Regions from separate parts of the Mus musculus genome. Here all the other regions are linked to region 3. The links are chromatin loops, found by intact Hi-C in ENCODE. Cell type or tissue: heart. All regions are shown on one strand.

Evidence for each region. Peaks named below come from ENCODE experiments on the same cell type or tissue, not always from the same donor. Only the 100,000 strongest peaks of a DNase experiment are listed, where the experiment ranks them.
Region 1: a loop joins it to region 3, with 2.5 times the contacts of the local background. A loop is called at or near these places in 6 of 42 quality-filtered maps.
Region 2: a loop joins it to region 3, with 5 times the contacts of the local background. A loop is called at or near these places in 14 of 42 quality-filtered maps.

What each region holds. Positions count from the first base shown.
Region 1 is chr14:26,576,172-26,584,171 of GRCm38, forward strand. It overlaps Dennd6a (DENN/MADD domain containing 6A), which reads left to right and starts at 3,379. Exons shown (of 20, transcript NM_001134465.2): 1 at 3,379-3,691. The coding sequence starts at 3,464. In heart, no CTCF peak of the experiment used is centred here; DNase peaks (open chromatin) are centred at 3,340 and 3,770; H3K4me3 peaks cover 1,835 bases; H3K27ac peaks cover 1,595 bases.
Region 2 is chr14:26,531,744-26,539,743 of GRCm38, forward strand. It overlaps Slmap (sarcolemma associated protein), which reads right to left and starts at 2,881. Exons shown (of 23, transcript NM_001310445.1): 1 at 1,585-2,881. The coding sequence starts at 1,782. In heart, a CTCF peak has its summit at 3,168; DNase peaks (open chromatin) are centred at 1,748, 2,268 and 3,238; H3K4me3 peaks cover 3,406 bases; H3K27ac peaks cover 2,324 bases; H3K27me3 peaks cover 488 bases.
Region 3 is chr14:26,636,286-26,644,285 of GRCm38, forward strand. Arf4 (ADP-ribosylation factor 4) reads left to right here and starts at 1,849. Exons shown (of 6, transcript NM_007479.4): 1 at 1,849-2,201. The coding sequence starts at 2,135. In heart, CTCF peaks have their summits at 3,900, 5,075 (motif pointing left) and 6,953; DNase peaks (open chromatin) are centred at 1,096, 1,726 and 2,606; H3K4me3 peaks cover 3,820 bases; H3K27ac peaks cover 2,936 bases.

The DNA of each region.
Region 1 (8,000 bases), 60 kb before region 3:
TGAAAAGCAAGAAGGAAATCTACTGGTCACCCAGGTAAGTGAATGCATAGGGCATTTAGTCTTCCTTCAGGTTCTTTTGGTAAAAATTAAGCTCCAAAATACGACATTGCAACTCACACCCTGTCTCATGTTCACACTTTTGTTGTTGTTAAAGCTATAAAAATTGCTTAAATACCAGGAGTTTGGTTAGGGGTGAGTAGGGAAGTCTGGAATGATTTTAATCTTGTGCTCAGTGTTCTTGGTAATACTGGAAGAGCAGCAAAGCCAGGCATTCAGTTAGGGTTTTTTGGCTCAAGCAGCCGACCCTGTCTTAAGTGCCTCTCACATGGGAAAAACAACAACGAGAAGCCTACCACCTAGGGCTTCAGAGGACAGGATGCATAACCTGAGCCAGGGCTGTGACCTGGCTGCCAAGCCAAGCAAATATGATCTGAAGTGGCATTAACAGAAGGCTACTGGCCAGTGTAAGAAAGGGAAGAGTCCAAAGGTTCACTTTGCTGGGGCTAGCTCACACCTAGAGAATGGTGCTTCCTTCTATGTCTTAAAACTGATTCAACAACTCCAAGTTTACCCAGGTTGGGTGACTCCATGATTAACTGCTAGAATCCTTTGAAGAAAGACGGACAAATTTGGGGTAGTTTACCCAGGAAGCTAGACATGAGGATGTAGGATGGCTCTTTTGAAACAATCCATGGGCTATCGTCTCTAAAAGCTGGACTCCACAAGAGGAAGGCTTTCCTAGCCCTCATGAACACGCAGAAAAGAGCAGTTCTTATGCTTAAGAGCCACTGCATGTGTGGGATTGGCTGAGCCAGCACCAGAATATTCACATATAGGATGGAAAGTGTGGAGAAACGACCTTGCTCAAGATCCTTTCAGATTTAAAGGCTCTAATGACAAACTCTACAAAGGTTACCATTTCTTTCTGCTTAACCAAAGATTATATAAGGTAGTATGTCAGCCAGGAGTGGTAGATCATGGCTTTAATCCCAGCAGTCTGGAGGCAGATCTCTGAGTTCAAGGACAGCCTGATCTACAGAGCTTGTTCCAGAACAGCCAGGACTGTACCAAGAAGCCCTGTCTCAAACGAATAAACAACAACAACAACAACAACAAAGATAGTATTGCAAAGAATGGTAATTTGTATCCACAGGCCAAGGGTCCAGCACTGTGGAACAGCTGCTCATTAAAGTTTATTTATCATTAATAATAAAATAGCATATAGTAAAGTGTCTGGATTGGGAACACTTTTCTCTTCTTGACAATAAGTCAGGTTAGCAATTACCTTTCACCAATCCAGAAAATAGTTCCAGGAGCTGTTTGTCTATCATGATAATATATGGAGCTAAAGCTGGATACCAGATTTTTTCATTTCTAGCTCACTGTCCTTTCTAATACTAAACAGTACTGTTTTTTTCTGAACAGTAGGTTTAGAACCTTACTTGAATACAGGTTATGTTTTTCTTTCTGAACTGTACTGGTTCTTTGTCACAGGCAGGTTGTTTTAGGCAAGGACAGTTTCTAATTTAAATGTTGTCCCCAGTTAATTCTATGCTATCCAAACTTTCCAGGTGGGACTAGAGAGATAGGTGGCTCAGCAGTTAAGAACACTTGTTGATCTTGTAGAAGAGTAAGTAAGGTTTGGTTCTCAGCACCATCGTGGAGTTTACAACCATCTTTAACTCCAGAGGATCTGGCACCCTCTTCTGGCCTCTGTGCAAACCAAACTCCACTTCAGTACCCATACATACATACATACATACATACATACATACACATATATGCATACATACATACATATAGGCAAAACACTCATATATATAAAAGAAAAATGATAAATACATCTTTAAGAAAGTCTTCAGCATTCATTACTACTCAAGTTTGAGAATACTTGACCATCAAGAGATGGATCATTTCTTGATGGTCAAGAATTTTTATGTGTTTTAATGTTGTTTGCTTGCATTCATGTCTGTGCACCACACACACTCCTGGTGCTCTTGGTGATGAGAAGAGGACATTAGATCCCCTGGAACTGGAGTTACAAACCACCATGTGGGTGTTGAGAATTGAACCTGGTCCTTTGCAAGAGCAGCAAGCGCTCCTAACCACTGAGCCATCAGTTGGAGCCCCAGCTTTGTTCTATGTAAAATAGAAACAGTAATATCACTGCCTTTTGAGGCCGTGGAAAGGCATGGGAATGGGTTTTGATAAATCCATTGTATGTTATCTATCATCTTTTACACACTTTCCTATTGGGTATTACCACGTTTTCTAATTACTTTTTTTTTTGTTTTGTTTTGTTTTTTGAGACAGGGTTTCTCTGTATAGCCCTGGCTGTCCTGGAACTCACTTTGTAGACCAGGCTGGCCTCGAACTCAGAAATCTGCCTGCTTCTGCCTCCCGAGTGCTGGGATTAAAGACATGTGCCACCACGCCCGGCTCTAATTACTTTTGATGAATAAATCCTAGCAGGTGCTGAAAAAAAAATCCTACTTAGTCGTATCATGCTATGCCAATAATCAATAGCAATTCACCAGGGCAGATGTTTCTTGAGTGCCCAGCCTAGAGCTGTCTTGACTTCTTAACAAAGGTAGCTTGAAACCAGGCCCTTCCTCCAGTGTTCAGATAGCATGGTCCAAAGGTGACTGACCAACCCGAGATTCCAAGAAAGTCTGCATATGCGTAAGAGTTGAGAGAGTCCGCCAGACCAATAAAGATGGGAGCTGCCTTGGTAGGGAGGGTATTCGGAGAGTTAAAGTACACATCTCTATCAGGGGACTGCAGGAGTGAACACAGGCTTGCCTTAGAGTTCTTATACTTGCTGGGCTAGTCACGAAGCCTCTCCGAACTTCAGTTCCCTTATCTGTGAAGACAAATTAGCCAGAGGTGGTGGCCCATGCCACTAAACCCAGAATCTTGGGTAGCTGTGGTAGGAGTACCATGAGCTAGAGGCCAGTTGGGACTATGTAAGGCATAGCTAAAAAAGAAAAGAAAGTCCTACCCAACACTTAACAAACAATAGTGTTCACCATAATGATATGTTTAATAAGAGTTAATAGGTGTATTTGAACTTAGCATATCAACTGTCACAGAGTAAAAGTTTAATTAAACTACTGTTAACCACTATGTTTTAGTAACACTTTAATAATGAACTGGGTCGTTCCAAGAATAATTCATTGCTGTATTGTTGTGGATCTGAGATGACGATTCCTGAGCCACTGTTTGAGTTTAGAGAACTGTAAAACCAGCAGGCCAGTCTGAGCGAGCAGCAGAGATAGCCGCGGCTTGTAGGGAAACCACTGAACCCCCCGCTCCCAGGGTCACGTGCCTCGTGGCCGCGCCCCTATTCCGGGAGTCCGGAGCGGCTGCGGCAGCGGCAGCACTCGGTGCGCGTGCGCGGAGGCCTGCGCGCTCTGCGGCGCGGTCCGCAGCGGAGGCGGCTCAAGCGCCTAGGGGGTGGCGGATGGCTCTGCCGGGCCCGGCGGTCTTTGGGCCCGGTTCCCGCGGGTCGTTGGACGAGGCCGGGGCTGAGGGGCGCGAGGCGGCGGCCCTTGCGGCGGCGGGAGTCGCGCTGGAGGACGAGGAGGAGGACGATGGCCGCCGGGGCCTGCTGCGCTGGGACGGCTTCTCGGCCTGGCTACACTGCGTGTGTGTGGTGGGCTTCGACCTGGAGCTGGGCCAGGCGGTGGAGGTGAGGCCGAGCCGCACCCTGTGTCTCCACCCTTGGGCGGCCGGGTCCTGGCCGCTGCTCATCCGGGCGTGGCTCGCAGCCCCTGCGCGGCTCAGCTGGGCGGTGCTTCTCGACCCTTCGGTGGGAGGATCGTGGGCTGCGGCTAGGGGTGAAAAGTTCTTTGTAGGCCCCTCCTAAATACTTGTTGATGTTCCTCTTTAAAAAAACAAAACAAAAAACCAGCGATAACTGGAGGGTAGTGGCACCCAGAAAAGCCTACAGCAGACAGGATGTTTGCTTGGAACTTTCAAGAAAGGAACAATACCCCCTGACATATGTGAATTACAGTAGCCAAACGTGCACGTCCAATCATGTGGGCTGACTGACTGTATTGTCAATTGCGCTAACTCGTAGATCGGTCCACTGAGTCCAAGTCAAAATGCTTAGCATGCATTCTCTCCCTTTTCTCTGTTCCCCATTTCTCTGTGAAATGTCGTTGGGTTCCCATTCCCTCCAAGTCTCTCCCTAGCATTGCAAACAGAATTCAAGGCCTTCTGAAAACTAGGCAAGCTGTCCCCACACCCCTCTCCCGACCCCTGCTGTTTCTTAATACTGATTCTGTGACAATTCCCAGAAACCTAATGTCAGTGGAAAAATTGTTGGCTTATAAATCTGTTAGATATCATAACATCTTACCTAAAAGACCTTTGAATCTCACTCATTTTTGCCATCACTTTGCATCTTTTTTTTTTGTTGTTGTTTGTTAGCATAAAAGATTTGTCTTATTTATCCAAGTGAAAAGTTACTAGAAAGGCATTAGAAAGGTGTATGTCCCGAAGTTTTTGGTATTTTGTTATTGTTCTTTTGGCATCGGTGAAAGATTCTAATCTTATTCTGATTTGGTTGGTCTGGTTGTTCCAAACGAGAAACTGCTGCATCTTTGTCTTTTGTATCGTTACATAGTTCATTTAAATATTGAGTTTTTATTAAGATCTAGGCACCATACAAGTTAGTGGACATACACATAAAAGGATGTTCTCATTTGCATTTATGAATTGAGACAATAAGGTGGGGATCTAAGAATTAATCTATTTAGTCAATAGGATCAAATTTATTGCCTGATACAGTATTCATTAAACGTTTGTTGATAGAGGGAGTTAGTATGTAAAGTGATTCTGTATTTTATTTGAGACAGGAATAACAATCTCCAAAGATTGAAGACATTTATTTTTAAAGATTTGTTTATTTATATAATGTGTATGAATGTTTTGCCTTCATCTCTGCATGTAAGAGAATTTGTACCTTGTGCTTGTGTAGGCTGGAAAAGGGGGTTAGATCCACTCAGTCTGCAATCCTTCTGGTCATGTAGGTGCTGGGAACTGAACTCACATCCTCTGGAAGAGCAGCAAGTGCTCTTAACAGCTGAGCCATCTCTCCAGCCCCTCAAAACAATATATTATGCTCGTTATTTAATGATAAACTGAAATTTTATGTGTAGCAAAATAAAACTTAATCGGTAAGCAGAAGCTGTCATATTTGGTCACCTTTAAAAAAAAAAAAGATTTATTTGTGTGTGGCTATTTTGCTTGTCTGTGTGTCCATGCTCCACACTCATTCCTGGAGGTCAGAGGAGGCATCAGGGCCTCTGAACAGGAGTTGCAGACGGTTGAGAGCTGCCACTGAAGTTGCGTCCTCTGGAAGAGCATCGAGTGTTCTTACCCAGTGAGCCATCTCTCTAGCCCCATTGATCGGTTTTTGTAATCTCATCGTTTGGAACATTGCTTTTAACATGAGTATTTTCTTTTTTAAATAAGTGGCATATCTTGACAGAGTTGAGGTGATGAAAAATAATCACTAAAGGTTATATATGAAATTTTATTTCCCATAATTGCCATTTCAGAGCAGTATCTTTACGAAGTAGTTCTTAGCTTTTTTTTTTTTTTTTTTTCTTCCTGAACTTTCAAAAACAAAAGAAGAAGAGTTTGAACTCTCTTGGAAAATGAGTAGGACAAACTTGTGTTGCTAGCTAGGCTGTTTGCACTGATCCGTGGAGGTGTTGTCGTCGTCTCTGTCTGGATTAAGGATCACTGCCTTAAAGTAAGGAGAAGAGAGGAAGGTCCCTTCATAACGGAGCTAAGGAATGGTAAACACAGTAAGATGTCAATGATCTGGCTTTGAGACTGGATCTCACTCTCCTCGAGTACATGTAGCCCAGGCTGGCCTTAAACTCACAGCAGTTTACCTGTCTCAGGCTACACCCCTCACCACTCCACCACCTAGTGCTGGGATTAGCTAGTGGTTACGTGCTACCATGTTTGGGACAGAGCAATTTTGTTTTGCTTATCTTTATGTGGGGTGCATATGCATGCATGCCACTGTGCACACAGTAGAGTAAGGGACAGAATAGGAGTCTGTTCTCTCCTTTCACCTTGTGAGGCCTGTGAACCATCTCAGGCCTGAAGGCTTAGCAGCAGCAAATTTCTTTTCTCTAAACAGCTGAGCCATCTCACTGGCCCTTGGCTTTCATTCTTGAGAGAAGGCAATATGTAAACCAAGCTGGCTTCAAACTCAAGAGATCTGTCTTCTGTCTCACAGTGTTTTGCCTTTTTAAGTGAACATAAAGCAGGAACAAATATATGAAAACAGTTGAAGTTATATTTTGCGCACTCTCTCTCTCTATATGTATATATATGTATATGTGTATATATATATGTGTGTGTGTGTATATATATATATGTATATATATATTTTTTTATGTCCTGACCCGCAGCACAGTTGAACAGGGTCTGAGAAACCACCTGTGGAGAGAAGGGGAACAGGAAACACAGAGAACGGACAGCAAGTCAAAAAATTCTGATCAAGCTGACAAATTTTATTTTTCCATAATTGCCATTTCATAGCAGTATCTTTACGAAGTAGTTCTTAGCTTTTTTTTTTTTTTTTTTCCTGAACTTTCAAAAAGAAGAAGAAGAGTTTGAACTCTCTTGGAAAATGGGCAGGTTGTATACCCATAGAAGCAGGATATGGGGAGGGGGATGACGCAGAATTGCTTTGTTTCTGGGGAAACGCACCTGTTCCCAAAAGCAGGATATTGGCTAGGTAAAAAATTCAGCAAGAGAAACAGAACAGAACGGGTTGCTAGGCACCTGTCCACAAGATCTATAGCTATTTGTTCTTAACTGGGGGTAGTATTTTCCTACAGAGGCCTCAACTTTTCCCACAGAAAACTCAACTAAGCTAGTACTTTTCCACTAAGGCCAAGACTTAAGCACTTATGGCTGACAGGCAGTTAACATTCAAACAGGGTCACTCCATGTATGTGTGTGTGTGTAATTTTTTTGAAGCTGCACCTGTGTTGGAACTGTACAGGAGTAGCAGTTAGCATGGAATTAGAAAGGTAGATTTGTGTTGGGAGTGACATATATAGTGGCTCCAGCCCTGTGTCTGTAAAGTACAACCAGGGAGGCTCAGAAGCAGGATTGCCAACTAGCAGTCACACAGACAGGACAACACAGTTCTGGAGGCTCCCAGCTTTCCCCATCTCAGCATCAGGACTCAGGGCTCTCTGCTAGGCCTCAGAGCCTATATATTTGCTCCTTTTTTCATTTTGTTTTGTTGTTTTCAAGACAGGGTTTCTCTGTGTAGCCCTGGCTGTCCTGTAACTCACTTTGTAGAGCAGGCTGGCCTCTAGCTCAGAGCTCACCTCCTGTCTCCTTAGTGCTGGAAGTAAGGGCATGTACAAGCCAGGCAATGGTGGCGCACGCCTTTAACCCCAGCACTCAGGAGGCAGAGGCAGGCGGATTTCTGAGTTCGAGGCCAGCCTGGTCTACAAAGTAAGTTCCAGGACAACCAGGGCTATACAGAGAAACCCTGTCTCGAAAAACCAAAAAAAAAAAAAAAAAAAAAAAGGCATGTACAATCACACCACCACCACTGGGCTATGTATTTGTTTCTTAAAAATGCAGAGTCAGCACTTAGAGAGTCATGTGACAAAAGATGAGATCCTAATGAATATCTAGTTGAAGGCATGGAGGGATGTTAGCGTTCTTTAAAAAGCAAAACAGAACAAACAAAAGAAAACAAAATATAGAACTAGAGCCTCTTTAAGTTACCAAAGAGTGTGGAGTACCAATGAGAGACCTGTCTGTGCAGGGTATGGTGCTGCAGACCTGTAGACCCAGCACTGAAGAGGCAGAGGGCAGCCATGGCCAGCCTGGCCTACAGGGGATTCCCAGGCCAGCCAAGGCTACACTAGGACAACCTGCCCTCAGAGAGGGAGCAACAGCAAAACTAAGCACATAGGAGTTTGAGCCACACATTGCTTTCTTTG
Region 2 (8,000 bases), 100 kb before region 3:
AGAGTCATTTACAAAGAATCACAGGTCATCCACGAATCATCCAAATGTTAGCTTTCAGGGAAGAGAAAAGTGTCTCTCTTATGGGTTAAAGAGCCTCTGGTGTAACTCAGAAAAAGTTAACACACTTTTCAGTTTTCATCCTACACACAGAATAGGTTATAACCACTATGCAAGCACACAGCACTTGGGGATCTTTCCTTCCTTTTTTTTTTTTTTAGATAGCATTTACTTAGTAATTCCTTAATTCAGTAGCTGCCCTAGCATTACTTTCTTCCTCTAAAGGCTCAAGTTTCTTTCATTTCAAAACACCACTCTTGAAGACAAATTCTTCTCTTAAAAAAAAAAAAAAAAAAAAAGACTTACTCATGTCACTCAGAAAGAGGGGGCGAAAAGTCAAGAGACAAAACTGGAGACAGTCCTATTAGTCTTATGTAACTTAGTTTGAGTTGGAATTATTTCAGTAGTTCAACGAAAGCCTTAGGTTTAGGCCCAAAGAAGAGTTCTTTAAAATATTCTCCATTCGTGCAAATTCTTGAAAAACTAAAAAGATCCTTTTTATTTTAAAATAAGTAACTAGCAAAGTACAGTGCCAAGATAAACAAGGTAAATTGGATTAAAAATTAAAAGCAAGGCCCAGCATGGTGAGCTTTAATTCCAGCACTTGGGAGGCAGAGGCAGGGAAATCTCTGAGTTTGAGGCCAGCCTGATCTACAGAGTGAGTTCCAGGCCAGTTGGTCCCTGTCTTTAAAATATATGTGTGTGTGTGTGTGTGTGTGTGTGTGTGTGTGTGTGTATTAGACAATATTGGATATAATCTAAAAATAAGCTAACTTATTAATACTAATTTTTGCATATCATCATATAATTACACATTATCTACCAAAGAAATTGAGAAGTGACTTTCAAGAGCAATAGATTTCTGTTGATCCAACTTGCAAACAGAACTCCAAAGATGTAGTTACTTACTCTAGCTTAATTAAATTGCCTTTAATATTTACAAATTATTTCATCGGGGCAAGTAAGTATCAATCGTTACAAACAGTAACTTTGCACTCCAGTTATCCTACCAGACAAGGTCCTGAGTTGAATTCAACTACAAGCCATGTGTTAACTACATTTCACCATAGACACTTGAGCCTCGATGTAACAGAGGCCACAAATTCCGGCATTGCTCTGGGAACCACTGCTTGCTTAATCAAGCACCGACCTGCAGATTCACCCTTCTAAAAGGACTGAAAGTCAGAGGTCAAGTTTCACTATCTACCTTTCCTAAACGAATTAGGGTTTGGGATTTCACTGGGAATGACCAAGTTTATCAAGAAGCCATCGCCCTGCCGAGACATTTAGTAACAATACCTTCTCTGTTTTTCATTCAACCACTTCGATTCCATTTCCACTAGAATTCAGACACACACAAAAAGCTGATTCCGAGGCCTCGCAGAAAAGTGTCCTCTGGGAAGAAACCCTGAGATCGTTGCATACATTACACCTCTCAGAGAAGGTGAAGGGAAAGGAAAGGAAAGGAAAGGAAAGGAAAGGAAAGGAAAGGAAAGGAAAGACTGTCAAACACTATAGCGACATTACCTTGCTCGTCTTGTGATCAAACCAGACGAGGGCATGGTTCCTTGACAGCACTTTGCAATCAAAGGTGGCATTATTCTGCGCTGGTCGACAGCGTGCCACCGAGCGGCCGATCTTGATGGGCTCGTCCAGGTAGACATGACGCTCCTGAAACGGGTGCGAGTTCGGGCGGCAAGTGAAGATGGCCAAGGCTGACGGCATCGAGGACAGGCTGGGGGGTGTCTGGACCAGGGACAATGAGGAGCTCCTCCAGGTTCGGAATGCTCTTCTCAAGCCTACACCCCCTAACCCCCCAAAATTTTTAAATTAAAACAAACTGCGCATTGTCTAAGCATAACCAGTGAACATCAACAACTCTTCAATTGGGCAGGAGGACAAGCCAGCGCAAGCCCCATCACCTCCTTTAAAATACAGAGGCACCTTGACCAAAAAAAGTCCCCAACTAGCAGCTTTCAGTCCATCTTCCCTAGGAAGAAAAGGCTCAAACATTGGGCAGCTTCGGCCAAGAAAACTCCTGGAAGACAGTTTGGGGACAGGAGGTATCCGAGCAGATGAGTCACACACCAGTTCTTGTGTTTTGTTTGAGATCCCGGCCGCTTGTCCCCTTCGGTAGCGGAAACGGTGCAGCACTGCAGCATGAAGAGGGTTGACTCGCGCAGCCAGGAAGGTCCTTCGGGGCTCAAGGAAGAGGCGCGGAGGACCTCCGGGCAGCCACCGCGGGGCCTCGGGGCTGAGAAGAGGTGCGGGGACGGACGAGGAGGACTAGAGGGCCAGCGGGCCGGGCTGCATTGCCCTGCTGCGCCGAGGCCGCCCGGGAGTGGCAGGGGTCCCCGGCCCAGCGTGAGCCGAGGCTGCGATCCCGGGCTGGAGGCGTGGGAGGGCTGCCGGGGCACGGGCGGCGTCTGGGTCGCGAGTCCCGGGCACCTGACGGGTGTCCCCGCGACCAGGGCGGGGACCCGGCTCTGCAGGCCGGTGCGGACAGAGCGAGGAGCTACCCCGGGGAGGCTCGGGCGACCGGGCGGGCGAGCGGGCCGACGGGCGGGCCGGCGGGAAGTTGGTTTCTCGGAGCTCTCGGGCTCTGCTGCTCAGCACATGGGCCACCTCCCCTCAGGAGCGTCCTCGCGAGGGTCGCATCGCAGGGACTGGCGGCTCCCGCAGGACGACGGGGTGGGGGAGGGAGGCTGGCCCGGAGGTGGAGGGAGAGGCCTGGAGGCCGGGGCTGGGTCCGCCGCAGCCTCCTCCACTCGCAGCCAGTGCGGCAAGCTCAGGCGGTGGCGGACGAGGCAGGAAACTTTCCGACCTAGGCGGGGAGACACCAAAACAAACGGCAGTCAGGGACCGGCGCCCGCTCGCCTCAGCCCTCGCCCCCTTCAGCCAGCCCCCGCCAGTCCCCGGCCGCTGCCTCCGACCTCGGGCGACCTCTCCTTGCTCAGGCTACGGGATTCCGGAGCCAGGACGGAACGTCGGCTCCTTCCTCCCTTGCCGCCACCGCCGCCACCACCTCCGCCGCCGCCTCAGCTTACCTTGCCAGCGTTGGCCGCCATAGTGACTCTGACTGAAACCTACCGGGTGCACCGCCACGGGAACGCGCACCCTTTTCAAGGGCCCTCCTCCGCCGGCTCCCGTGCCGTAGATAGGGGGTATCATGTGATTGACGCCGTGGAAGCCATGTTTGTCACTGGCAGGGAAGAAGGCAAGCTTATTTTTAACATGACCCCTGGCGCCATCTTTGTTAAGGGCCAGAAGCTTCAAAGCTCCAGACAACCTTAAGGGCCATTTTGGTTAAGGGCAAGAGAAACTTTGAGGGGTTGAATGTTTCAAAAGCACACACAGCGGCAACATATGAATAAGAAAGTACCTACAAGTACCTACGTGTACTAAGTGTGTTTACTACAGTTCTCACTGAAAATACTAACACGTGCGGAGAATAATTCCATGCAAAGGACATACTCATTAGCAGTCATCGTAGCTGTGGGCAACTGAGTCACTCACCACTGCTCTACAGATGACCAAATTCCACAAGTCCCTAGACTTAATGACACCTGAAGGACTTTCCTCCCTCTGCTAATTCACCGGGCTTTATGAATTCCATCCCAAATTCCTGTCCTTTTCACTGATGCGACTATGTTTCTCAGAACTCCTTCGTGGGTTCTAACGTGGAGAACAGAAAGTTGTGGGGGGTTTTTTGGAGTGGGGGAGGATTTTGTTGGGGTAATGGTAGGGTTAGTGACAGGGTTTCTCTGGCTGTCCAGGAGCCCTTTAAGTAGATCAAGCTGGCCTACAACTCAGAAATCTACCTGCCACTGCCTCCAGCGTGTTGGGATTAAAGGTGTGCGCCACCACACCCTACTTGAGACCAGAAAGTTTTAAAACACGTTTCCAAAGAGGGGTCAAGGTCGAAAGTTACTAATAGGAAAATACAGAGAATAACCCAACCAACAATCCTGAAGTCTGTGTTAAGCCTGGGAATTGCGAGGAGAAAGACCAGTATGTATGGAGTCATTGTTCCAAAGAAGAAAAAACCGTGGCTCGAGCTGAAAGAAAACCTTAGGAAAGACTGTAGAGAATCTTAATCTCTTCAAATCAGTGTTGACTTCATTCTTGAGATTCCTGTGACCACAGACTTCCCTGAGAAACGTTGGACATGGCTTTAAACTTCTTTAGGATACTTTTTCTCTTCTATAACATAATGACAAGACACAACCCCCTTGCAGAGAGGCTTTGTGGTGTCAAACCACATTAACAGTATTCATTTCATTGCTTCTGTAATGCTATGCTGTGTCTAAGTGACACAGATGAGCACAGCCTTAGTCTCTGCCCTCTGGTTATAGAACCAGTGTAGTGGGTTTGAAACTGAAGGAACAAAATAAGGCAAAGACTCTGATATATTCAGAGCTCTTCTAAAGGGAGGGAGGCAGGGACATCCTCCAAGGAGAAGTCACAAAAACTGAATGAAGAAAGGTTGAAGGACTATAATAAATACAGTATTTGTTGAATGGTTTTTCTAAATTGCCAGGAAGAGGGACATTAAGTAGTGAAATGAAGCTTTTAAAGGAATACACTCATGTGCCTGGCACAAAGGCTAAGTAAATATTCAATGCCTGAATGAAAATACCATGCTTGTTATTAGAGGATAAAGTAGGGGCAGCACAAAGTGAATTTGGACACAATAAGTAATGTATTATAAAGTCACACTAGGGGGGCTGGTGAGATAGCTCAGCAGTTAAGAGCACCAACTACTCTCCCGAAGGTCCTGAATTCAAATTCCAGCAACCCTCCATAACAAAATCTGACACCCTCTTCTGGAGTGTCTGCAGACAGCTACAGTGTACTTACAGATAATAAATAAATAGATCTTTAAAAAATAAAAAATGAAGTCACGCTAGAGTATGTGTGCATGCGTGGGCTCATGCTTGAAGCTTAAATTCATGGTAATATGAATGTCCAAGACCTGACCTTTCACACGTTTTTACAGTTCTTCATCATTTCAACAAATACATTGAATAACTACAGTATCCCAGGCATTTTGACCTAGAGAATAAAGATATACTGAAGAGTTTTATTATTAGAAGATGAAAATGTTTTGCTTCTGATAACTTTTAGCCTTAAAACAATAAAACAGACCAGGTGTGGTAGAGCATGCCTGTCTCTAATGAGGTGTGTGCACGAATTTTAAAGTTATTTATGCATTTTTTTGTTCATTCAACAAACATTTAATTGACTACCCACTAGGAGAGAGAAACTGTAAAATGACCTGGAATTTCAAAAGTGAAGAAGAGAGTGGAAAAAATGAATCCCTAAAGTTTCTTACAGTTTAGATGGAGACACAATAAGATCCTTGCAGTATTTGGAATAACTCAAAAGTATTGAGAGTACAGAAGAACAATGTAAACTGGAGCAGCATGGTGACCTGGCATTTGCATGGCCTTAGGTGCACCCTAGTAGCACAAATAGAAAATTAAAACCACCGGGCAGTGGTGGCACACGCCTCTCTCTAATCCCAGCATTTGGGAGGCAGAGGCAGGCAGATTTCTGAGTTCAAGGCCAGCCTGGTCTACAGAGTGAGTTCCAGGACAGCCAGGGCTATACAGAGAAACCCTATCTCAAAAAAAACTAAAAGAGGAGAGAGAGAGAGAGAGAGAGAGAGAGAGAGAGAGAGATAAAACCAAAATGTTGTAATAAGTCAGTTAATCTGGTACTAATGAGATTGTAGGGATAATCTCTTGTGCACTTTGTGCACTATGTAAAAGCATCACCTGTCAATGAAGAGCTGAATGGCCTATATAGCAGGAGAGAAAAGAATAGGAAGGCAGGATACCTGGCAAAGAGAGAGGAACTCTGGGAAAGACTCAGGCTCAGGAAGATGTGCCACCAATATGTAGGAGGAAGTCAGACATATGAAACTGAGGAGAGGTAACCAACTATGTGGCAGAACTTAGATCAGAATACACATGTAAATATAAGTTAAGAGGTATTTGGGAAGCAAGCCTAAGCTAATGCCATAAGCATTGAAAATAAAAACAAGCCCTGTGTCATGATTCAGGAATTGGGGCAGACATAGAAAAGCCAAAACAATATCCTGAGCAAAGGGCTAGATGAAGTGGAAACTTAAAGATTCTTTGGAAAGGCAATTAAATGGTGTTTTGCTGGAGCAAACACATTGAAGAAACATTTAGCTGAAGTGGACACAGGTGAAAGGCTAAGGCAGACTCAGGAAGGAATGTTTCACTGAAGCAGACATGGGAGAGTGGATGTTCTGCTAAAGCAAGCACGTGATGAACGATTCTTTGCTAACAACACACATGTATTGGTCCGCCTTCCATTGTATAGTTGAGCTCCATTTGTCTCAACTCCATAGAGGGAAACACACCAAAAAAACCTTCTGGTGGTGTGTTGCAGTTTGTTGCTGCTACCGGGGACTCAGGTTAACTGGATGCAGGTGCTGAGGCAAGGCACATGGAGGACAAGTGATGTTTGGAGGGTATAAATAGGACTCCACAGAGTGACAGAGACAGAGCTTGGCTTTCTGGTACAGCTAACTATGCAATGCTTCTGGGTCTCGTGTCTTCACTGATCTTTGTTTCCCTGAGAGAGGCACAGCCGAGAACTCCTGGTGATCCTGTTGGTCCCTCCTTCTGACTCAAGCCAAGGCTGAGGCCAGCTGTCTCTGCTAGGTCATACCACCACTGTTGCTAACCCAACTGTAGCTAACTGGACTGCCGGTGTATCCCTGAGATGTTTGCAAGTGGATTGAGCTGCCACTGCTAACCTGTAAAATGAACTGCCGATTTCCAGACAACACAGACAGGAGTTGCTCCAAAGAACCTTTCTAAATAGATTCACTTCCCCTATGTCTTTTCTTTTCCACTACCTCCGGTGGGTGGTGGGCTACAAGGGAAGTTAAAGAGTTTAAGAACCATCATTAAAAATAGAATTAGAAAAAAATTCAAGTTACAGCTAGAGATTTGAGAAGACAAGACTTTGAGGAATTAGAAGGGGGTCTGTGTTTCTGGAGAATAAGGGGCGAGAATGAACAGGAAAAAGCCAGAAGTCAGAGAACTTGTACCCAGCACATTAGATTTCAGAACATTTTCGTTTTCCTTCTAGAAGGTCAAAGTAAAATAATTTTTTAAAAAGTTACAGAATCAAACATTTTAGCCATTTACCAACACAATCGTAAATTATTCAGCTTCTAAGTCTGTTTTCTCATTTGGAAAAAATGTATATAATATTTCCCAGAATCTTTTATAAGATAATTCAAGAAAAAGTACCAACCATAATGCCTGGAAAACAGTAGGTTCTCTGAAAATGTTGTTTTATTACTGTTACTAATGGAATTTTCCCAGTCTTCCACTACAGCCAAGAGCAGGATGTTTTATCTCTAGTTTGTATATAGAGATCTTAGTCATAAATGTAAGCGCAAAAAGAAATGTCTCTTTATGTTCAGTAATACTATACTATCTCCCAGAATTAATGTTAAACAAATAGAAGAGCTTTCTAGCAAGAAAAGCTTAGAATTGCTATAACCTGCCAGAGTAAAGAATCTTACCCTACTACACACAGCCCTGAAAATGCCAAATGCATTGAAGGCGCTCCTCACCCACGGTTATTTGGCAGGAACAGAAAAGGCTTAAATTAAGAACTCTCATACATGAGATATTTTGAATTGTAGGCCATGTGGGTGTTCCTTTCCATGACTTGGTATCCATACAAATTTTTAATTGAGTTAAAAACACACCATGTTTTAAGAAACTGGAATGGCAGCCGGGAGTGGTTGTGCATGCCTTTAATCCCAGCACTTGAGAGGCAGAGGCAGGCGGATTTCTGAGTTTGAGGCCAGCCAGGGCTACACAGAGAAACCCTGTATCAAAAAAAAAAAAACAAAAAGAAAGAAAGAAAGAAAGAAAGAAAGAAAGAAA
Region 3 (8,000 bases):
ACTGTATTATTGCTGGGTTCTCATAGAGTTCAGGCTTTGATAACCTTGTCTTCCTGATCCTCCACTTTCTATCTGACAAGAGCTGGGATTACAAATGTGCCTTATCACAGATGGCAGAAACGTGTGTTTTGTTTTAGAGTCAGTCTCATGTACTTGAGGCTGGCCCCTGCAGCCTGTACTCTGCAGTGGAGCATATCCTTGGTCTTCTCATCATCCTGTCACCACCTCCCATCTGTGGGGAATGAATAAACTCAAAGCTTTTATGACAAGACTTTCATTAACTGAGCTATATCCCTAAAAATCTATTTTCATATCACCTTACTGTATTTACTATTTGTCCTCCATTCCACTAAAGCTACTTTGGAGATATTTTTATTAGGATACTGTGTATAGTTCTGATTTATTTTAATTCCTCATATTATCCTAGAGTGTGGATATACCATAGTTTATAGGTCATATCCCTGTCATTATTTGCAGTATGCCAAGTTCTCTGTTTCCTTAATGCTTTCAGACAAGAGGAACGGTGGGCTCTTGCCAATAACATTAAATAGGAAGCCTTATTTCTGAACAGAAGACATCACACATTGAACCTAAGAAATAGAGAACTGCTCAAACAAAAAGTACCTTCCTAGAGAAAATACTTAAGAGCTGGTGAACACTAACTAGGAAGGGTAGGATTGTGGGCGCTACTAACGGTAAACTTTAGCAATAGTTATAAGGTGACATTCTTAGATAATTTGCTTCCCCCCTACATCGTATTTTGTAACCAGTAAAACGGTAGTAAATTCTTCATTATTATTCTGGGAATAATAGGAATGAATAGGACAGACAAGGTTCCTGTTTCAGAAACGCAGTCTTTAGTTGACCTCTCAAAAAATTAGTACTCTACTGGGTGTGGTGGTACAAGCCAAGAAACCTGGCCATTCTGGAGGGTGATGTAGGAGGATCACAAATTCGAGAGCAGTTTGTCATCTCAAAAGGAAAACTGTCCACAGTGGTAGAACGCTCTTAGCAAGCTTTGAAATCCTGGGTTCCATCCTCAGTACTGGAAGCGGATGGAAAACCGTCATAGCATTCTGATGATTCTTGGCGTCATGCCTAGGAGTTTTCCACCTTTACTCTGCCAGCAGGTCTGTTTTTAATTCTCTCTGGAGAAGCTAGAATCAGATGCTGCCCTTGTGAAGGCCAGCCACGCTTTAATTACTAATACTTTCACCCAACTGCAAAAATCAGAGACCCCTTTATCCTTAGAGGGATACTTTAGATGTCTATAAGTTTTTTTCAAAAAATGAATAAAATTAAGTCTATGCGAGTAAAGACTTTCCTTTGTTGTGCGGGTTGTCTTTGGATCTCCTATCCCTGCTTGCTGTGAGCAGCGAGCTACTAAGGATATTTCACATGAAATCCGTCTCATCGCATGTCCCTACCCAGCCTGGAAATTTTTTATTAAAACAGGGTCCATCTTCGTTCCTTCATTGTGACAAACTTACTGGTTGCTTGCAAGATTTGATTACATTTGTGGGAGTGGGAAACCACCGAGGCTCCCGTGAAGAAGTCACCCAGAGGTCAGCAAGAACGTCACCACTCAGCCCACAATGCACATCTCGCCTACCCGAACCTTGGACTACTACTATTCATCCGGGCGGAAGCCACTCACCTCGAACCCCATTGGACGAGATGCAGCAAGGACTCATGGGAGCCCGCCTGTCCTTCCGTCTGCCTGTGCCAACCGTCTTCGCTGGGCTCCACGTCCGGTAGTTCGCACGTCGGCGTAGCGGGCTCAGGCCCATTGCGCGCAGGCGCGGTGGCCCGGGCGGCGCCTGCAACGCAGGGGGGTGGGGCAGCGCTGACGCGATTCTGTCCGCGTTGGAGCGGGCGGGCCGCCGCCTGAGTCTCCGCGGCCGCCGTGTGACGTGGCACAGCCGAACACTTAACGCCGCGCCGGAGCCACCGCACCAGACGCCTAGCAGGTCCCGGTCCCGCTACGTCCTGTCCCGCGGCTTCGCCGACACTCCAGCCAGCGAGACAGGTCTTCAGCGTTTTCTCCTCCGCCCACTCGGTTGTGAGCCGGAACCGTGAAGGCCCGAGGGCGCACCAGACCCCCTCCTTTTGACCGTCAAGTGCCACCACCGCTATGGGCCTCACCATCTCCTCTCTCTTCTCGCGCCTGTTCGGCAAGAAGCAGATGCGCATTTTGATGGGTGAGTGAGGGACCGGGGCCGGGGAAGGCCATGTGTCTTCGCCAGCCGGTGGCCCGGCGCCCAGCCTTCTCCGGCTGCGGTGGGGGAGGGCGATCAAGAAGCATCGTTCGGGGAACAATGGGGGCGAGGGGCGAGGGGTTTGTTTCCCACAGAGGCTGAGCCAGAGAGTTGGGCCAGATTTCCTCGCTCCTGGCTTTACGTGCCTTTCTCTTCCTGCTGTAATTGAGAGCCTGGGGAGATTGAGCGGAGATAGATGTAGGGTTAGCTCACACTGGCGGAGCTCATTCTAAAGGTGCCGTTCTCAGGGTGCAATCTTCCTTCCACCTCACTTCCCTGGCGGTGGGCAGCGGTCGAGAGTGAAGCTGGCCTATTCCAGCCTTCCTCCTCCTCCCCCTTTCTTGGTCGTGTACGCCCTGTGCACACAACCATCGGTATGTGGCCCGGGCCAGGAGCCGCCTGGGGCAGGAAGTGACCAGGCCCACTGTGGCGAAGTCACACTTGGTGCTACCCAAGATTCGGAAAAAAAGTCCGGAGACTTCTGAGCTCACTTTGCTTAACTTTGCCTTGCTCTGGATTCGACTTTCTTTTCTCGTGATTATGAAGCCTATTCTGTGAAAATGAAAGTTATCCCATGGCTGTCTTTCAGTTCTAAACCTGTTTGGTTTGCTATCTTTGCTCTTTCATACGAATCTTATCCATTTGGCCTGGATAATAATAAAATCCAAAAGCTTTTAGAGACGAAATCTTTTTTTTTTTTAAACGGATAGTTGTAAAGCACCTCAATTGAGCTACAAAAAAAAAAAAAAATCGTTTGTTTAAAAAGCTGCCTCGCTGTGACAGGTTTTATTGCCCAGCGGAGGCCTTTCGCTTGGGCATTGTAAAGTGGCCTCTCCTTAGTACAGCAGTCTACCTCACAGCTGAGTTGCAAGGACCTGAATGACGCCTTTTAAAAAGCCCCGAGAACACTGAATGTTGACGCTTGTTGAGTGTGAGGAGCAAAGGGTTATTTTGAGCACCCACTCCTATGGAGCGCTTCAGTTTCCGTAGTGCTGCAGAGCGTGGCTGTACAAATTGGCTATTGTTAGTTTGTTCAGCTTCTTTACAATTCATAAAAACAATTGTGCGAGATCCATTCACAAAGCTAAGTGAAAATGTTTTCTTTCATAGTTTTGCAGATACTCTTTATGAAAAGGACAATTATTTTAGGAGGGCAGACTGTTATTTAAGCTTTAATTGGTTAGAAATTGGCAGTATGAAAAAGGCTGAAGTCAAAGGGAGGACTTTGCACTGTGATAAATGGGTTTCTTAGAGATTATCCAGTACAGGATTGTGTTACTGAAAAATAAAGAATTTATTGTCGATGTTACTGTCATTGTCAGAGTCTTGTGATGGCTAAAGGGATGGAGGGAGAAGCGTGAAATGATGGTTTAAGCACTGTACTATGTTTGAGAAACTCTCCTGTCCATCCTGATTGAAAGAGAATGGAAGTAGACAAGCATTTAGCTAGCTGAGATTACGGAAGGGGTGGAAGTCACGGTTTGGGTTTACTCTTTTTATTTAAGTATTTACTCACTCAGGTTTGCTATTCTTTTTGTTTTAAAATGACATCAGGGTCTCTCTATATAGCCCTGGCTGTCCTGGAACTCACTGTGTAGCTCTGTAGACCAGATGGATCTTAAACTCATAGATAGCCACCTCCCTCTGCCTGCCAAGTGCTGGGATTACAGGTGTACACTTGTCATGCTTGTGCCCAATTAAATGGTCTCTGCTGGGCAATAAAACCTGTTACTGAGAAGCAGTTCTTAAACAGTGTTTTTTTTTTTAATAGCTTAATTAAGGTTCTTTAGAACTATCTGGCTTAAAAAAATGATTTCTAAAAGTTGACTTTCTAATTTTATTATTATCCGACCCAGCTAGATAAAATTAGTTTGAAAGAGCAAAGGTAGTAAACCAGCAGATTGAGAACTGAAAGGCAGCCATGGGATGAATGCCCTCGCTTTGCTGTTCTTACTTTATACTGTAATGTAGAAATACTGTTTTCCTTGTTTAAAAGCAGTCTAGTCATAGAGTCACCTTTCATGGTAACTCGTCAGAGGAAGTATAAATGTCGGTTCTGTGTGTGAACTGGGAACACAGTAGTTTGGAAGTCTGGTAATTCCTACGTTTTGAGTTTTGGTTTTTGTCTTTGTGGCTTTATGAGTGATTGACTTTGTCATTAATAATCACTTTTATGATAACTTTTCCCATTTGAGTATTGGGAATTCTAGTTAATGAATTGTTCTATATAAATGTGTGCACATGTGCTCTGCTTCTGTGTGTGTGTATGTGTTTACTTTGTGGTATGGTTTTGAGACTGGAACCTTGTTCATGTACTCTAGCCTAGCCTCACCCTAAATGATCGGTTTGTTTTGTTTTCTTCTCTTTCATAAATAGGCTCTTCTTTTTTTTGGTGGTGGTGGGGGAGTTCTGGGGATCAAAATCAGGGTCTCTACATAACCATTGAACTACATCTGTGCTCCTAGATTACTGTTTTGTTTTGTTTTTTTTAGATTTATTTATTATTGTATGTAAGTACACTGTAACTCTCTTCAGACACACCAGAAGAGGGCATCAGATCTCATTACGGATGGTTGTGAGCCAACATGTGGTTTCTGGGATTTGAACTCAGGTCCTTCAGAAGAGCAGTCAGTGCTCTTAACCCCTAAGCCATCTCTCCAGCCCTAGATTACTGTTTAGAAGTGTATAAAGAAACAATAATTAAGGCTGTAGAGATGGCTCAAAGGTGAAGAGCTTAGAGGCTCTTTCAGAGGTCCTGAGTTCAATTCCCAGCAACCACATGGTGGTTCATAACCATCTATAATGAGATCTGGAGCCCTCTAATGGCTTGTAGGCATACATGCAAGCAGAACACTGTATACATAATAAATAAATAAATCTTAAAAAAAAAAAAAGACAGTTAGCCAGTGTGTCTGGTTTGCCTAACTACTGTGGAAATGAAAACTTAATTTATGTACTAGCTAATCCCCCAAGGTTAATTTGAGATGTTGGAAGATATGGCTAATAGTTAACCATAATTAAAAAAAAAAAAAGCCTAGCCAGGGCTAGCATGATGGTCAGTGCCCATAATGAAGCACTGAGAAGGCTGGGACAGGGGGACACTGTGCTTCAGACACAACAAATACATAGCCAATACAATGTATTGAATGTAACGTCTTAGAGGCAATTGACCAACAGAAATGATGCACTAGGTATTTATAAGGAAAGCTTACTTGTTTGAATAATATTACATTTAAACTCGAGGACCACCTGCTTTTGTCTTAGAGTACTCAGGTAGCCAGAGTTAGAGAGCAGTAGCTCTGAATTGTAAGCTAGGTCTGTCTGTATATCTGTCTGTATGTATGTCTGTCTATGAAAAGGTGTACTTTTGGCAAATGAGTATTTAATTTTTTTCTGAAATTACTAATATATTTGTAGAGGAATTGCTAATTTTAATCTATTTTCTTTGGACTTGGTGAGAATGCTTCTGGGGATAAAATGTCTCTACTTACTGAGCCATCTTGCAAGTTCTTTGAGACAGGGTCTCATGTAATTACGTAGCCCAGGCTGGCCACTATGTAGCTAAGGATGGCCTTCAATTTCTGTCCTACCTCCTGAGTACTGGGACGGAGCCTCCATTTGCTCATTTAAAAATATATTAATAAGTAATAAAATTGTACTAATACGTGAGGCTTTAAGTTAGAGTGATAGATGTTCTATTTTATATATCATTTTATTAGGTAATTCTGGGTTCTGATTGTTTGTTTGTTTGTTTCTGGAGACAGGGTTTCCCTGACTGTCCTGGAACTCACTCTGTAGACCAGGCTGGCCTCTCCTGGAACTCAGAAATCCGCCTGCCACTGCCTCTCAAGTGCTGGGATTAAAGGCATGCGCCACCACTGCCCGGCTCTGATTTTTTATTTTTTTATTTTTTTTTTTTTTGGTTTGTTTTTAAGTTCAATTTAGACATGAAAAAAAGTGATCATAACTTGTAATTCAACCTTTCACCATTATTACATAATTTATGTGGGCATTGAACTCCAGTCTCCTCTAGGATGCTTACCAGTGAGCATCTCTTCAGTACTTACTTGTCACAAATTTTTTTTTTTTTTTTTTACAAATTTTTCCCCCCTTCCCTTTCTCCCTTTTGCCCCGGACCTGCTTGCTCCTGTCCCTACTTGTCACATTTATTCTCCACATTTTAGAAAGCTTTATTCCTCTAAAATTGTTTGTGTTCCCTTTTTACTTAATAAATTGCAAGCATTTTTCATAAGCCACTATTTGTAAACATAATTGCTAGCCTTTGATAATGTGTTTCTAATTAATTCATTCATGAAAAGAAAATACCCCTCAATTATGTTGGGTAGAACCAAAATCCAAACATTAATTTTGGCAAAGCCTCAATTTATTTTTCTGTATCTGTTTGGTCCAGTTTCTGTCTAGTTGGTCAAATCCCTGAGGAATTAAATAAAATATTAAGATATAATAGTCTTAACATCTTTAAGATAACATCACAGTATATAATACTATTTGAGAGCTCTGACATCAGAATTAGCTTTCTTAAGTTGGTGGGTGTTTTGTGAGACAAGGTCGCATAAAGCCTAGGCTAGGTTTGAATTCGTGAATGCCTTCAAGATGGCCCAGCAGATTAAGGCCTTTGCTGCCAAGCCTGACTACTGGAATTTGTCCCTAGAGTGGAATGATGGAAGGACAGGATTGACTCCTGCAAGCTGTTTTCTGACCTTCACACCACTCTGTGCATGCGTGCACACATACATATAGAAACTCACACACAAATAATTAAACAGTGATTTAAAAAAAAAAGTGCCACTCCTAGAGAATCATTATTATGTCTACAAAGTTGTGTAACAGTTGCAACTGTCAGATGGAGTATTTTCATGAAATCCCATGACTTTTTTATCAGTCATTCTCACTTCCCTCTTTGACCATGGCAATCACTAATCACTTTGTGTGCTTTTTCTGCTCTGGGTATTTTAGCTGAAGGAATGGATAATATATGGCTGTTTTACTTCTGGTGTTTTCACTTGGCATGGTTTTTTTTCTTCCAAAGTTTGTGTAACATGTATTAGCATTCTGTGATGTTTTGTGGCCAAATGGTAATTCCATCATGTAGAAAACCGTAGTTTGTTTATGCATTTACCTATCAGTTGGTGGAAGTTGGTTATTCATAGTTATTTTTAGTTCTCATGAATAATGTCATTGTGCATATTTGTGAACAGCTTTGTGTATAGACTCAAACTCAGAGATTCACCTGCCTCTGACTTCCAAGTGTTGGGATTAAAGGTGTGACACCCCATCTGGCCCTAAAGTGAATTTTGATGTTAATAAAATTTGATCATAATCACCCAAAAGAGTCTTACAAGAACTCTTCATAAGGGGGCTGGAGAGATGGCTCAGCAGGTAAGAGCACCCGACTGCTCTTCCGAAGGTCCTGAGTTCAAATCCCAGCAACCACATGGTGGCTCACAACCATCCGTAATGAGATCTGACTCCCTCTTCTGGTGTGTCTGAAGACAGCTACAGTGTACTTACATATATAATAAATAAATAAATCAAAAAAAGAACTCTTCATAGAAGAATTGAAAGATCTGATTGGGTTTTGCTCCTTTCTCCCCCCCCCCCCTTTTTTTTTTTTTGCTGAAGTTACCATTTAGCTACCACCCTCAGATTTGATACTGTTGCATATTTGAGAAAACATTTTGTGTAACTGTTAACTAACCCTTGTGAGAAGTTAACTAACCT